Linked DNA regions of Homo sapiens: region 2 is linked to region 1. Evidence: chromatin contacts called from ENCODE Hi-C or POLR2A ChIA-PET data. All regions are on one chromosome and are shown on one strand. The core of a region is the stretch at or near the end of the contact, and the rest is flanking DNA. Distances in the headings are between cores, read along the strand shown. Region 1 overlaps CEP192 (centrosomal protein 192). Region 2 has its middle 82 kb from the start of LDLRAD4.

What was found. Hi-C counts contacts between places; a loop is a spot of excess contacts on that map. ChIA-PET counts read pairs that join two places held with the same protein, here RNA polymerase II (POLR2A). Pooled maps may share reads with other maps.
Region 2: a map of ovary shows a loop between it and region 1 (2.3-fold over the local background). The contact joins two enhancer-like sites. A Hi-C loop is called at or near these places in 1 of 168 maps with a recorded cell type or tissue (ovary), 1 of 37 single-sample maps with no recorded cell type and 3 of 50 pooled maps. POLR2A ChIA-PET finds 5 or more read pairs at or near these places in 3 of 52 experiments (PC-3, activated CD8-positive, alpha-beta memory T cell and activated T-cell).

The regions. Positions count from the first base shown.
Region 1 is chr18:13,016,332-13,023,971 of GRCh38, reverse strand. It overlaps CEP192 (centrosomal protein 192), which reads right to left. Exons shown (of 45, transcript NM_032142.4): 7 at 6,636-6,784; 8 at 5,357-5,492; 9 at 4,766-4,890. Among named protein-coding and RNA genes, the nearest start is that of CEP192, 29 kb to the right of the region's middle. Within about 2 kb of position 4,496, at least 3 of the 41 ENCODE cell types and tissues checked have a DNase peak (open chromatin) inside an H3K27ac peak, as active enhancers do.
Region 2 is chr18:13,132,665-13,140,304 of GRCh38, reverse strand. It overlaps the pseudogene LOC646203. Among named protein-coding and RNA genes, the nearest start is that of LDLRAD4, 82 kb to the left of the region's middle. RefSeq lists enhancers at 2,001-2,295, 2,304-2,353, 3,468-4,046, 4,047-4,626 and silencers at 3,384-3,503, 3,574-3,623. Within about 2 kb of position 3,089, at least 27 of the 41 ENCODE cell types and tissues checked have a DNase peak (open chromatin) inside an H3K27ac peak, as active enhancers do.

The DNA of each region.
Region 1 (7,640 bases), core at 3,247-5,746:
ACTGCAGAATACACATTCTTCTTATCAGAAAAAAACTCACGAAATAGATACAATTTGAGTAGGCCCCTATCTGATAAAGAAATTAAGGCAATAATGAATAACCTTCCAAAATAGAATGCACCATGCCCAGATAGGTTCAACAGTGAATTCCACCAAACAAGGAAAACATTATACTAATTCTCTACAACCTTTTTCAGAAAATAGCAGAGGGAATACTTACTAACAGATTCTATGAAGTCAGCATCAACCTAATACCCAAACTAAAGACATCACAAAAAAATAAAACTACTGACCAATTTCTCCCATAAACACAGATTCAAAGCTCCTCTACAGAATATTAGAAAATCAAATCAAATATTATATAAAAAGAATTATACATCATAACCAAGGAGATCCCAGGTATGCAAGCCTGGTTCAACAATCAAAAATCAATTTACAGACTACAAAAAAAACAAAATCATGCGATCATATCAATAGCTGCAAAAAAAAAAAAAATTGACAAAAATCTAACACCCATTCATGATAAAAATTCCCAGTAAACTAGAGAGAGAAACATTCTCAACTTGATAAAAATAAAATAAGTTAAAAAACCTATAGCTAGCATCATACTTAATAGTAAGAAGCTAGAAGCCTTTCCACTAAGATCAGAAATAAGGCAAAGATGTCTCCTCTCACCACTACTTTTCAACATCATACTATAAGTCCTAGCTAATGCAATTAAGACACGAAAAGGAAATAAAGTGTATATAGATTGGGAGGAAATAAAAACTGTCTTTAAGTCCTATCTAATGCAATAAGACAAGAAAAGGAAATAAAATGTATATAGATTGGGAAGAAATAAAAACTGTCTTTGTTTGTAGATGACATGATTATCTATGCAGAAAATCCAAAAGAACTGACAAAAAAATTCCTGGAACTAATAAAAGATGACAGCATACATGTTTATTATATAAAAGTTAACTGCTTTCCTATACACTAGCAATGAACAAGTAGAATTTGAACTTTAAAACAATACTATCTACATTAACACCCCCACATATGAAATAAGTTAGGTATAAATCTAACAAAATATATATAACATCTATGTGCTAGAAAACTACAAAACTCTGAGAAAGAAATAAAAGAAAACCAAATAAATAGAGAGATATTCAATGTTCATGGATAGGAAGACTCAACACTGTCAAAATGTCAGTTCTTCCCAACTTCACCTATACATTCAATTTAATACCAATCAAAATCCCAGCCAAGTTCTGAATTTGGATACTGACAAACTGATTCTAAAGATTACACAGGCTGGGCATGGTGGCTCATGCCTGTAATCCCAGCACTTTGGGAGGCAGAGGCGGGTGGATCGTTTGAAATCAGAAGTTTGAGACCAGTCTGGCCAACATGGTGAAACCTCATCTCTACTAAAAATACAAAAATTAGCTGGGCATGGTGGCGTACACTTGTAATCCCAGCTACCTGGCAGGCTGAGGAGAGAGGATCGCTTGAACCCAGAAGGTGGAGGTTGCAGTGAGCCAAAATCATGTTACTGCACTCCAGCCTGGGTGACAGAGAGAGACTCCGTCTCAAACAATAAAAAGAAAAATTAAAAAAAAAAATAAAGTTTACACAAAGAGGCAAAAGACCCAGAATAACCAACTCAATCTTGAAAAATAAGAATAAAGTGAGAAGACACTGTCCAATTTCATTACTTAATAAAGCTGCAGTAATCAAGACAGTGATGTAATGGTGAAAGAACAAACAGATCAGCAGAATAGAGATTCTAAAAACTGACCCACATAAATATAGTCAAACTAATCTTTGACAAAGGAACAATGGCAACACGATGAAGCAAAGATAGTCTTTTCACAAATGGTGCTGGAACAATTGGATATTTATATGCAAAAAAATGAATCTCAAAAAAGACATTACACCTTTCACAAAAATTAACTGAAAATGGATGACAGACCTAAATGTAAAATGCAAAACTATAAAACTCCTAGAAGATAACAATGGAGAAAAATCTAGAAGGTACAAGATCAGCACACAAAAATCAGATGTTTCTAAACACCAGCAATAAACAATCCAAAATGTAAATTAAGAAAGCAATTCCATTTACAATAGCATCTAAAAGACGAAAGTACTTGGGAATAAATCTAATCAAGGAAGTGAAAGACATACTGAAAGCTACAAAACACTGTTTAAAGAAAGAAGACCTAAAGACCTAAACGGACACACATCCTGTGTCTTCATGAATATGAAGACTTAACACTGCAAAGGTATCAATACTACCCAAAGTGACCTGTAGATTCAACAAAATCCCTCTCAAAATTTCAACAGCCTTTTCTAAAGAAACGGAAAAGCTGATCTTCAAATTCATATGGAATTGCAAAGGGCCTCAGCCAAAAAAATCTTGAAAAAGAAGAATTAAGTTGAAGGATGAAGGACTAACACTTCCCAATGTCCTACAAAGATATAGTGATTAAAGCAGTGTGGTACTGTCAAAAAGACAGACAAATAGACCAATGGGCTAGAGAAGCCAGAAATAAACCCTCACATACATGATAAATTGATTTCTGACAAAAGTGCCAAGACCATTCAATGGAGAAAGAACAGCCTTTTTAATAAATGGTGCTGAGAAAATTTAATATCCACATGCAAAAGAATGATGTTAGTTAGACCCTTACCTAACACTATATATAAAAATAAACTCGAAACAAATCAACAATCGTTTTCTTTTTCCCTTTTTTCTTTTTCTTTCACAAAGTCACAGATTAACAATCTAAATGTAAGAGCTAACTCTATAAAACTCTTAGAATAAAACAGGAAAATCTTCATGACATTGAATTTGACAACAATTTCATAGCTATAACAACAAAAGCACAGGTAGCAATATAAAAATAGATCACACTACATCATAATTTAAAATTTTTGCACGTGAAAGGACAATATCAAGAAAGTAAAAGACAACCTACAGAATGGGAGGAAAATTTGCAATTCATACATTTGGTAAGGACTTAATATCCAGATGACATAAAGAACTCTACAATTCAACAACAACAAAAAAACTCAATTAAAAAGTGGGCAAAGGCCTTAAATGAACAATTCCCCAAGGAAGACATACATGAAAAGAAGCACATAAAAAGATGTTCAATATCACTGTCATCAGGGAAATGCAAATCAAAACCACAATGAGATACTACTTCATACTCATTAGGATAACTATAATTTAAAAAGGGAAAAAAGTAAAGAGTGTTAAATAGGATGTGGAAAAATTGGAATCCTAGTGTTTTGTTGGTGGATGTAAACTGGTGCAGCTGCTGTGAAAAACACTATGGCAGTTCCTCAAAACATTAAACACAGAATTACCATATGACCCAACAATTTCACTCCTACATATATATCCAAACAAACTGAAAGCTAGGACTCGAACAGGTATTTGTATACTGATGTTCACGGCAGCATTACACTCAAAAGCCAAAAGACAGAAACACCCAAGTGTCCACAGAAGGATGAGGGGATAAATAAAATGTGGTATATATAATAGAACATTATTCGGCCATAAGAAAAAATGAAATGTTGATATATGCTACGACATGAACAGACCTTGAAAACATCACGCTTAATAAAATAAGCCAGACACAGAAGGCCAAATATTGTATGATTTCACTTATATGAGGTTACCCAGAGTGGGCAAATTCATAGAGACAGAAAGTAGAATGGTAGCTGCCATGAGTTGGAAGGCAGGAGGGAACTGAGGTTTGTTGTTTAATGGGTAGAGTTTGTTTTACAAGATGAAGAGTCCTGAAGATTGGCTGCACAATGTAAATGTACTTAACATTATTGAACTGTACACTTAAAAATGATTAAGATAGTAGCTGGGTGTGGTGGCTCACTCCTGTAATCCCAGCAATTTGGGAAGTCAAGGTGGGCAGATCACTTGAGGCCAGGAGTTTGAGACCTGCCTGACAAACATGGTGAAACTCCATCTCTACTAAAAATACAAAAATTAACCAGGTGGTGATGTGCGCCTGTAATCCCAGCTACTTGGGAGGCTGAGACAGGAGAATTGCTTGAACCTGGGAGGCAGAAGTTGCAGTGAGCTGAGATCACGCCACTGCACTGGGTGACAGAGTGAGACTGTCTCAAAAAGAAAAAAAAAAAAGATTAAGATAGTAAATTTTATATGTATTTTACAAGTTAAAATTTAAATTAAAAATATATTTAACATGTACAAAATAGAGATGCACAGAATAAAGCAAAAAAGCAAGCATTATTTTAATCAGTACTGGACAAGTGGGTCTAAGTGAGAAAAAATTAACCTACATGCAAAATTCAAATCACAGTTTATAAAACTATAATAACACTATTTAAAAAGGGCATAATGAATAGGTATGAGTCAGAAATGACTACCAAGCTTCAGGCACAGGAGAAACGGGGTACTATTAACAAACAGAAAAAACTGAAACAATGAAAAACAAACATGTTTGAGCAAGGTAAAAGATCCGTTTGCTTTTTCATGTAATGACTGGACACTGGGCTAAAGAACTTTCCAAATGACTAATCTAAATGCAAGTCAATAAATATTTAAATGCAAGAAAATGTATATAATTGTATGATACTTATAAACATATCGAAAAATTATCAGTAGTGAGTACTTTTTCTGTATTTTTCAGAAGTCAACAGTTACTGTTTCTTTGAAAAAAACTGATATCATATAAACACAAAAGACCCCTTATTCCTTTTTTTATAGGAAATCTAAGAAAAATGCATAACTTACACTGTTAAGATCTGGAACAATACCCTTCAAATTTTCTATTTCTTTCTCAGTTCCCCAAGTACCAGAGGAAAATGGTAACATACCATCTGTGTACCTTCTACTATCTCCAGTACCTATAGAATTACCTGAAAAAATAAAGAAAAATGTTAAAGGAGCCACATCAAATCTGAGTAATCTAACATAATAACTGATTCTTGCCAGTCAAATTATTTTATGTAACCCTAATACTTAGCACTCCTATGACAAATTTAGCCATTTTCGTAGAGAGAAAATAAGCAACAGTAAGAGGCAATAATAAACATGATAAACTGCTACCATACCCAAAGAATTCATATTTAATTATCAATGTCTGGATAGAATACAATTATTTGTAATATTCAATCCAAGAAATATATACTACGGTATTTCTAGTAACACTAATTTACTCAGCTATTATTAAAAGCTCTTTTGAAAAGTTTTAGACTGTCTAAAGACCTGAGGGACTAGAAGAGTTAATATATGCTAAATCATACCAGAGAAATATTTTTTTTTTAAAAAAAGTAAAGTCAAAACTAGAACTTAAGAACAAAAGAATCATATTTCTATACTTACTAGTCCCAGGTAGACAAATAACTTGGCTTTCCTCAGACTCTTTGTGAGTTGTTTCAGAAGAGTGTGAGTCGAGGGAAATCAGAGAGCTGTTATTTTCTGATTGAAACTTGCAGTTTAAGCTACCGTTTTCATTTGCCTGTTGAAAGAATATCTTAGCTGTATTAATCTTTTAAATTAAAATGAAATATTTTGAGGGAGAAAATGTGGCTTTACTGAAGGATGCCAGAAAATAAGTGTAGAAGGAATTAGAAAAATCGCCATTGTCACCACGAGAGTAATCAATATTTCCAAGAGTCAGCAAGGACACTGAAACCAGCTAGTGAAGAGTTGCCGGGGAATAAGATGATCAAAGGGCTGATATCTCATCCCACAGATGACTTATTAATAACGAAGGGGAAAAGCTACCTTCACAAGGAGACATCCAGCTGACATCACCTTAGCCAAAATTATCAAAAACAGTATCACCAATTGTGGGAGAGATAAACGTCTCCCGGTGTAGGGCAATGAGAAGTACACAACACTGCTTGGTTTACTATGAATCCATTCATGAGAAACTGTTTAATCTGTATTCTTGCCAAAACGTTTAATCTAATCTAGTCAGGAGAGAAAACAGATTATGGTTATTTTTCCCTCCTGACTAGATTACAGTTCACTCTACAAAACAAAGGGCCTAGATTTTGCAAAATAGATCACGTCATGAAAGAACTACTCCAAATTAAAAGAGAATAAAGAGACAGGACAACCAAAGGCAAGGTTAATCTTTGATTAAATTGTAGATAAAAAATAGTAAGAATAAAGGATATTCTGGGGATTATTGGGTAAATGTGAACATGGACTGTACAGTAATTTAAATTATTATATCAAAGTTAGGTAACAGAATTGTGGTTATGCAGGAAAATGTCCTTATCTACAAAAGATAAATGCTGAAGTATTCGAGTGAAATGTCATACTCTCTGTGACTTACTTTCAAATGATTCAGAGAAGAAAGTATTTATGGAGAGAGAAAGAAAATGCAAAGGTGGCAAACTTTAGCAATTGGTTAACTGGAGGAAGAGGGTGTAGATGTCCATTGTGTTACTCCTTTAATTTTCTGTAGGTGAGGGAAAGGTACCAAGAAGGAAGAAAGGGTAGGCATTTCTTATCAATTCATACCTCGGAAACACAGAGTCCAAAGAAAAGTCCAAAGTCCAAAGGCTTACATTTCATGTGAACATCCAAGGAGACCAATAGTAATTTTCTAATGTCAAATTTCTGAAAAATCATAAAGACTGGAACACACCTGTCTAAGACCATTTGTAGGTAACTTAAAACCTTTTTCTGGAGGTTCTGGTCCTTCTAGGTCTTCATATATCATTCCTGGAATTGCCAGTTGTTCAAAATAAGCCTCCAAATGATCATCATAAAACATTTCATCATCAATATCATCATCTATTGATAAAATCGAGAAAAAACAGGACATGCTTTAAAGTAGTGACTAAGCAATAATTTGTAATTAAAAAGGCCGATAAGACATAAATGAGTCAATGGACTAAGATTTTGGTGTCTTTTTTGTTTGACATGAGAAAACTATTGTAACTTCAGTCAATTATAAACCATTATGAACATTTTAATACAAGATAAATATTTAACCTCTTTGAGAAGACAGGACAGAAACAGACCCTGGCATGTTATCAAAAGTCAGGATACAATAAATGTGGCATCACAAATCAATGAGAAGAAAGCAGACTTTCCAGAAAATGGTGTGGCAAATGGTTACCTCTTTCAAAAAAGTATAGATGAGCCTATCACAGGAGAAGTAAAAGAAAGAAAGGGAGGAAGGAGGGAGGAGGGAGGGAAGGAGAAAGGCCACTGTAGGAGTTTTCAACACTGTAACACCCAGCTCAGCAAGCACAAAATAAAACATGACCCCTCAGTCAGTCATGGTCTTCTAAGTTGGCAATGTCACTTTAGAGGTCAATTTTGCAATCAACATTAAGAGTCTCAACAACACTCATCACCTATGTCTTAGCAATTCTGTCTACAAGAATCCAGCATACTAAAGCAATCAAAGATTGGATACATTCAGGTCAATGATTATTTATCCACTATTCCAAAATCCAAAAAAGTCTGAAAACTCCTTTGATAGCAAAACCTGCTCTCCATGGATGTGATGCTCACTCCGCTCATCAGCCTGGCTTTCAAAGTCATGCATAATGTGGCCCCAGTCTACTTTTCTGGGCTTATTTACCAGTGTGGCCTCCTATAGGTGCTGTAAACTTGCCACACAAAACCCCTGGCTGTTTCC
Region 2 (7,640 bases), core at 1,840-4,339, 120 kb before region 1:
CCGGATGTTCTTTGGCAAAAACAAGGTGATGATGGTGGCCTTGGGTCGGAGCCCATTGGGTGAGTGCAAAGACAACCTGCACCAGGTCAGCAAAAGGTTGAGGGGTGAAGCGGATCTCCTGTTCACCAACCACTGGAAGGAGGAGGTGAATGAGTGGTTCACAGAATACACGGAAATGGACTTCAGCTGAGCTGTAACAAAGCAGCTTTCACCGTGAGCCTGGACCCAGGGCCCCTGGAGCAGTTCCCCACCCCATGAAGCCACAGCTGAGGCAGCCGGGCCTGCCCACCACCTTTGAGAGAGGTGTGGTGACCCTGCTGTCCGACAATGAGGTGTGCAAGGAGGGCCACCTGCTGGCCCCGGAGCAGGCTGGTGTTCTGATGCTTTCTGGGTATGAGATGGCTGAATTTAAGGTGACCATCAAATACATGTGGGATGTACAGTCAGGAAGGGTCCAGCAGATGGGAGACGACCTGCCAGAGAGCTCATCCAACTCAGCAGAAGAATCAAGACTCAGACGATGATGACTGAAAGGGACTCAGGACTGAAGGTCTCCTGGAACCTTCTGGATCTCACTGGACCACACAGGACTACTGCCACTCCTCTAGAGAGAGCAGCTTATTTGGCTTTTGACAGGGAGTGATGGGCACTGACTGTTCCTGTAAAGAATAAAGCTTTGCAGGATGTCAAATAAAATTTTTTTAAAAAATTACCAGCGTTGTTCAGTTTTGCTTCATGTATTGTTCCCCTCCCAGCTTTTGTCTATTGCTTTGCTAGAGTATTTAAAGGAAATCCCAGAAGACAACACATCATTTTATCCGTATTTGATTCTTTGTATTCCACCAACATAAGGACATTTTATTTATTCATTCATTTATTTATTTATTTTGTTGAGACGGGGTCTCACTGTGACCCAGGCTGGAGTGCAATGGCCATCATGGCTCACTGCAGCCTCCTGAGTAGCTGGGACTACGGGCAGCACCACCATGCCTGGCTAGGTTTTAAAATTTTCTGTAGAGCTGAGGTCATGCTATGTTGCCCAGGCTGGTCTCAAACGCCCGGGCTCACATGATTCTCCCGCCTCAGCCTCCCAAAGTGCTGGGATTACAGGCATGAGCCACCACACTCAGCCAATAAATTTTTAAAAAATTATCATTATCACGCCCAACAAAATTAACAGTACTCCCTTAATAACTAACCCCTTGTCAGTTTTTCAATTTCTCTTGTCTCAAAATGTCTTTTGCCAGGTGGCTTGTTCGAGTCAGGATTCAGACTTTGCGGTTGCTTCTGCTGTGTCTCCAAGTCCCTTTTGACCTGGACTCCCTCTTTGGTGACTTCCTGTCTGGTGCTGCAGTTCCTGCGTGCTGAGCACCTCTCCTTGCCCACTCAATCAGCGCCTGAGACAACACTCTGAAAACTGCATACACATACAGAGTCTAGGGGTTGGGGGGTGACCACGTCTTCTTTCTGCCTTGAAGATTAGACACCTGTGTGCTGGAGCAACCAGGATGACCACAAAGCAAGACACACAGGCACCCACACCAGGGCAGGTGACGGCGGCTCAATGCATGGATTCACAGCCGGGCTGCACCCCAGTGCTTGGGCCCGCGGCTCTCCAGGGGCGCCACTTTCTGCCCCTGCCCCGCCAACTCCCACCAAACAACCAAAGGAGCACAACCAAAACAGAACACGGCACTTCCAAACAGCAGATCCTAATCCAGGGCAGCCTAGCCTTGCCTCCCGAGGTACAAGAGCAGGGATTCATGAGACCCCGATGATGTGGCGGCCAGCGATGGCCATCCTTTCTAGGACTCACGGGTCTGAGGCAGGAGAATAGGGTATGGAGGCAGATCACCTAAGGCCGTTTCACGCGGACTTCCTAGAACTATATTGAAAGGAAAACTCTTAACTTTCCACGCCTAAGTAACAAAAGGACCAGAGGTTACTCTTTGCAAACCCCCCACCTTTTCTGTGGGGCCGAAGGGAAACTGGCTGTCCACAACCAATCAGACTGATTGCCACCAGTCTTCCTTTGCATAGAAGTCCAACTTTGTAACTTTCACTTTAGCCTCTTAACGTTAGCTTTTTGCAACCAATCAGATGTTTGCGCAGGAGTGTGACCTTTGTAACTTCACTTCAGCCTCTGGTTGGCTGCTTTCCGCAACCAATCAGACCGATTATGGGCCACCACTTTATTTACATGAAGGGAGCACATGAGTGGCCAATGGGAAACCTCTAGCGGGTATTTGGACCGAGAAGATTGTATAACGCAGCCCTTGAGCCTGCTCAGGCCGCTCCCACACTGTGGAGACTACTTTCGTTTTCAATAAATCCCTGCTTTAGTTGCTTCCTTTTTTCCTTGCTTTGCAGCACGTTTTGTCCAATTCTTTGTTCAAAACGCCAACCTGGACAACTTGCAGTTAGGACCCTCTACCGGTAACACGACCCCTTCCCTTGTATGAGTTCATTTGATGTTCACCACCTACAAGGCCCCAGGGCTAATATGAGCTCTACTTTTCAGATGAGGAAACTGAGGCACAGAGCGGTAAAGTACCATGAGTCTGGTGGACAGACCCTTAAACTCAGGCCGCCCTGCGGCGGTGCCCTTTCTTTACGCCAGAGCGGGGGTGCCGGGACATATATGAGCACCCTGGGGAAGCCCCCAGGAGAAACAGGAAGGACTGGCTTTAGGAGGAGAGGGACGGCAGAGGGTAGGGGGTAGAGGCAAAAAGCCAGGGGCGCAGCGGCGGAGCTCTGGCGCTGGAGCCAAGGTATAGGGGCAGCGGGGCTGCGGCGGGGACCAGCCTCCCCAGCCGGGCCTCCTCCCCACCTGCGCTTCTGTGCATCGGAAGTGGGCTCGCTCCGTTGCCCCCTTCCGCCTCCAACCCCTGAAAAGCAAGACGAGGCTGAGCTCGGAGCACCGAACTGCCCCCAGAGCGCCCGGCCGCCCCCACAGCTCGCGCCGAGCGCGGACTCCCCAAGCCAGACGTTTCCTCCTGAGGTCCCCCCGCAGAGGGGTCGCCATTCCTGCTTTTGCCTGCGCCGCGAAAGCGGGCTGTTTTCGCCTCCGTCCGCCCCGCGTGGACTCGCCAGCAGCGCCGCCTCCCACCGCGACCGCAGCCTCGGCCCAGCCGCCACAGCAGTTGTCTCGATCCGGATTTCTCCTAGGCCGGCGCCTCTTGGTGCTGCCTGGGAACCCCGCAGACGCGCGCCTCAGGACCCCTGAAACACGCGCCGGCGGGGACCCCCAGTTCTGCACCCGCAGTCACGAGGCCCCGCCAGGGTGGCGACGGTTCGCTTCTGCCCGGGCCTCCCCTGTGGCTCCGAGCGCGGAGGGGAAGGTGCGGGCACCCCACTCCCTGGGGGGACTGGACTCCGTACACACGCGCCGGGCCTCGCGCCCCGAAAGGAGGCTCTGGGGCCGCCCCGCTCCTCTGGGCATTTTCTGGCACCGAAAGTGCGGAGCGAGCCCCCCAGCCGAGCACGGCTGACTAGGTTTCCCTGGCACAGGCTGCAGGCTGCTTGCCCGGCGCTGACTCCTTTCCCAGCGACTCCCGAGGGGCGGCTGTCCTCTTGCTCGGAGCCGGCGTCCCCAGCAGCGCGCCCAGGCCCTCCGTGTGGCCCGCTCATTCCCGCGGCCCGCCGGGCCGACTCCGCCGACGGCCCATGCAGACGGCCTCAGGCCCGGCGATCTGGTATTCACAGCGCAAAATGGCATTTGAATATTCATTGTGCGCATGCAGCATTTTCCAGAGAACACACAAAGATCTCTCACCACAATTATCTTGCTCCAGCTTTAAAATATTAGCTGTCACTTCTTTCACGAATCTTGTGAGAAAGTAAAGTCTTTTTTTCTTAAATTCTTTTTCCCTTGAACGCAATTACCACCTCATTCATGGCTCTTTGTGGCCACCTAATCTTGGGATTATGCCAGTGACATGACCACAAAGCAGCATGACTGACGTACCTGACAGCTCTGGCTGGTGACACGGCGGCCACAGTGAGAGGCAGCCTTTGTGGAATGAGTTCCACTGCCGCCCGCCTCGCAGGGAAGCCGGGCAGGAAGGTGTAGCCGAGAGCCGCCAGGGGACCATCCCCACCCGCGGGGACGCTTGCTTTTAACTCGAGGGCCCTGCGCACTGAGGAGCAAGGATGCCGGGGCACACCCACCTGATTCCCCCATTGTTGCCCAACATAAAACGTCTGCACCCCCATTTGGTTTGTGACTATACAGTAAAGCAACCAGGTCTGGGGACTTGGGTCCCACGGTGGAGGCCCTAGTCAGCCTTCCCCAGGCCCTCCCCACGACCGCCCTAGCCCGGTACCAATGCAAGCCCTGTGCAGCCACGCCAAGTGCAGGCACAACACAACACGTGCTGGCAGCAGATCCACTCAATTGTGCATGCACCCGGCCCCATGAAGACCCCACACTTTTGATTCCAGCTTAGCACATGGGAACTTACCTGGGATCAGCCATTCACAGGGCTTCACTAGCTTCTGGTGTGTTGGGTTGGTTATATTCTCTGACTTTCGTTCTCTCCTCCACCTTCTCTTTTCAGACCACAGAAATAATACATATTATTCAAAAATCAAACGTGATAGACATAACGTGAACAATAAACATCCTGCCATCCGCCTTCCCAAAGGCACCCTGCTTTCTCTGCCTGCAGATGTTCCCTGAAGTGTTCTTGGTGCACCTGCATCCAACATGAGTAATTTTCCTTACAGAAAAGGATCACACTATACATACTGTTTACACCTTTTTAATTTTATTCTCTTGGTCATCTTTGCATGATTAACATATTTTAGTAACTGATCTTTAATCAGTTTTAGGGGTAGCCTCAGGCTTAGGCTCTGGAAGGGAACTGGCACATCACCCTCCTTAGCACCCAAGAAAACAATGGCCTTCTTCATGGTCTAAATAACTGGAAACATTTAAAACCAATTAGGTGGCTTAAGATTGCTATTAAACTAACAGAAAGAGGGAAAAACATTTGTCGTGCAATACAGTAACCAGCAGCCACACCACCGAAAGTATCCAAGCAAGAGCGGGTGCTGGACAGCAGCCCTGAGCTAAAACCTGAGAGATGACAGGGTGCTGGCAGCCCTCGCTCACTCTTGGCGCCTCCTCGGCCTCAGCGTCCACTCTGGCTGCGCTTGAGGAGCCCTTCAGCCCGCCGCTGCACTGTTGGAGCCCCTCTCTGGGCTGGCCGAGGCCGGAGCCGGCTCCCTGTGCTTGTGTGGAGGTGTGGAGGGAGACGCGTGGGCGATACTGGGGCTGTGCGCTGCGCTCGTGGGCCAGCACGCGTTCCGGGTGGGCGTGGGCTTGGCGGCCCTGCACTCGGAGCGGCCGGCCTCGGGCAGTGAGGGGCTTAGCACCCAGGCCAGCAGCTGCAGAGGGTGCACCGGGTCCCCCAGCAGTGCTGGCCCGCCGGTGCTGCACTCGAATTCTCACGGGGCCTTAGCTGCCTCCTCGCAGGGCAGGACTCGGGACCTGCAGCCCCCCATGCTCGAGCCTCCCCCCTGCCGTGGGCTCCTGCGCAGCCGAGCCTCCCGGACGAGCGCCGCTCCCTGCTCCGTGGCGCCCTATCCCATCAACCGCCCAAGGGCTGAGGAGTGCGGGGCGCAGGGCGCGGGACTGGCGGGCAGTTCCACCTGCGCCCCACTGTGGGATCCACTAGGTGAAGCCAGCTGGGCTCCTGAGTCTAGTGGGGACTTGGAGAACCTTTATGTCTAGCTAAGGGATTGTAAATACACCAGTCAGCACTCTGTGTCTAGCTTAAAGTTTGTAAACACACCAATCAGCACCCTGTGTCTAGCTCAAGGTTTGTAAATGCACCAATCAGTGCTCTGTGGGGACTTGGAGAACTTTTGTGTCTAGCTCAGGGATTGTAAACACACCAATCAGCACCCTGTCAAAACGGACCAATCAGCTTTCTGTAAAACAGACCAATCAGCTCTCTGTAAAATGGACCAATCAGCAGGATGTGGGTGGGGCCAGATAAGGGAATAAAAGCAGGCTGCCCGAGTCAGTAGTGGCAGCCCACTGAGGTCCCCTTCCAGGGTGTGGAAGCTTTGTTCTTTTGCTGTTTGTAATAAATCTTGGCTGCTGCTCACTGTTTGGGTCTGCACTGCTTTTATGAGCTGTAACACTCACCGTGAAGGTCTGCAGCTTCACTCCTGAGCCAGCGAGACCACAAACCCACCAGAAGAAAAAAACTCCGAACACATCCGAACAAACCCCGGACACACTGCCTTTAAGAACTGTAACACTCACCACGGGAGTCCACGGCTTCATTCTTGAAGTCAGTGAGACCAAGAGCCCACCAATTCCGGACACAAAACGACCACAGAAATCTGTCCAGGTCTTTTTCTCACAGAGGACCTCCAAGGTGACCAGCCCAGAAGATAACTACATTGTTTTGCTTGCTCAGCTTCCGTTTTCTCACGGTGTACACCAAATTAGAACACACTTCGTGTGCAAAGCTGACATTCCTGTGTGAAGCTACCTGGCTATTCTGACAACTCATATGCTGTGCTGGTGAGAGAAAATTTCAGTTTTGTTTCTAATTGGAAATGAGTAACTGAAATTGTTCTCCCATATTTTTTTCTGGGACTCTGTTTTATTTCTACATGTGATTCACCTGGAAGATATTTTGGGCTAACCCATCTCTTTCTCACTGAAGTGTTGCCACTTACCATCTAAATTTCTGTGTGTATTTGGGTCTTTCTGGATTCCATTCTGTTTCACTGATCTTTTCATAAGCCAGTCTCACCCAGGCTGCTTTAATTACTGTTAGGACTGCATGTGGCTCCACGAGTTTCCACTGAGAGAAGACCTGGGATTCCAGCAGGCAGAGGCTGACATACAAGCTTAGTTGTTGCCATGTTTCTTCGTAATAGCTTCCCTCCTGAATTAAACCCAACCACAAAACGTGGCAGAAATGGACCACCAGCAGAAGATGACACATGTGAATCCTGAGGACTGGTCTCTTCCAGAGAGAAAGCCTAGGACGAGGTGGAGGCTCCCACCATTTCTTCGAGGGAGCACACATTTCCTCACCTTGATGTCAGCACCAGGAGGCTGACAGTGACATCCTGTGTGGTGGGCCCGGGAGAACCAGATGCCATCACTCTCCCTCTGCAGCACATCCTGGCTGTCCTGTTGGCACCACCATGCCAACCTAAGAACCAGTTTTCTACTTGAATCAACACCTTGTAGCTATCATTATTGGAATGGCATTAAATGTAGAAATTGGTTTAGGGAGAATTGACAGCTTTAGTTATTGTTATCTTCTACTTTAACACAAAATATGCGTTCCTCATAAGCTTCACAGTCCCAAGGTAAAATCGGGCTAATGGGTAAAGGAGAGTTTGGGGCTCACTACTCAAAATCTATGCAACTTTGTAACTAACACCAAGAAGAATTGGGCCAAAGCGGTAGCTCATGCTTGTAATCCCAGCACTTTGGGAGGCCAAGTTGGAAGGATTCATTGAGCCCAGGAGTTTGAGACCAGCCTGGGCAACATAGCAAGACCCCTTCTCTACAAAAAATACAAAAATCAGCCAGGTGTGGTAGTGCACCCCTGTAGTCCCAGCTACTAGAGAGGCTGAGGAGGATGGATCACTTCAGCCCAGGA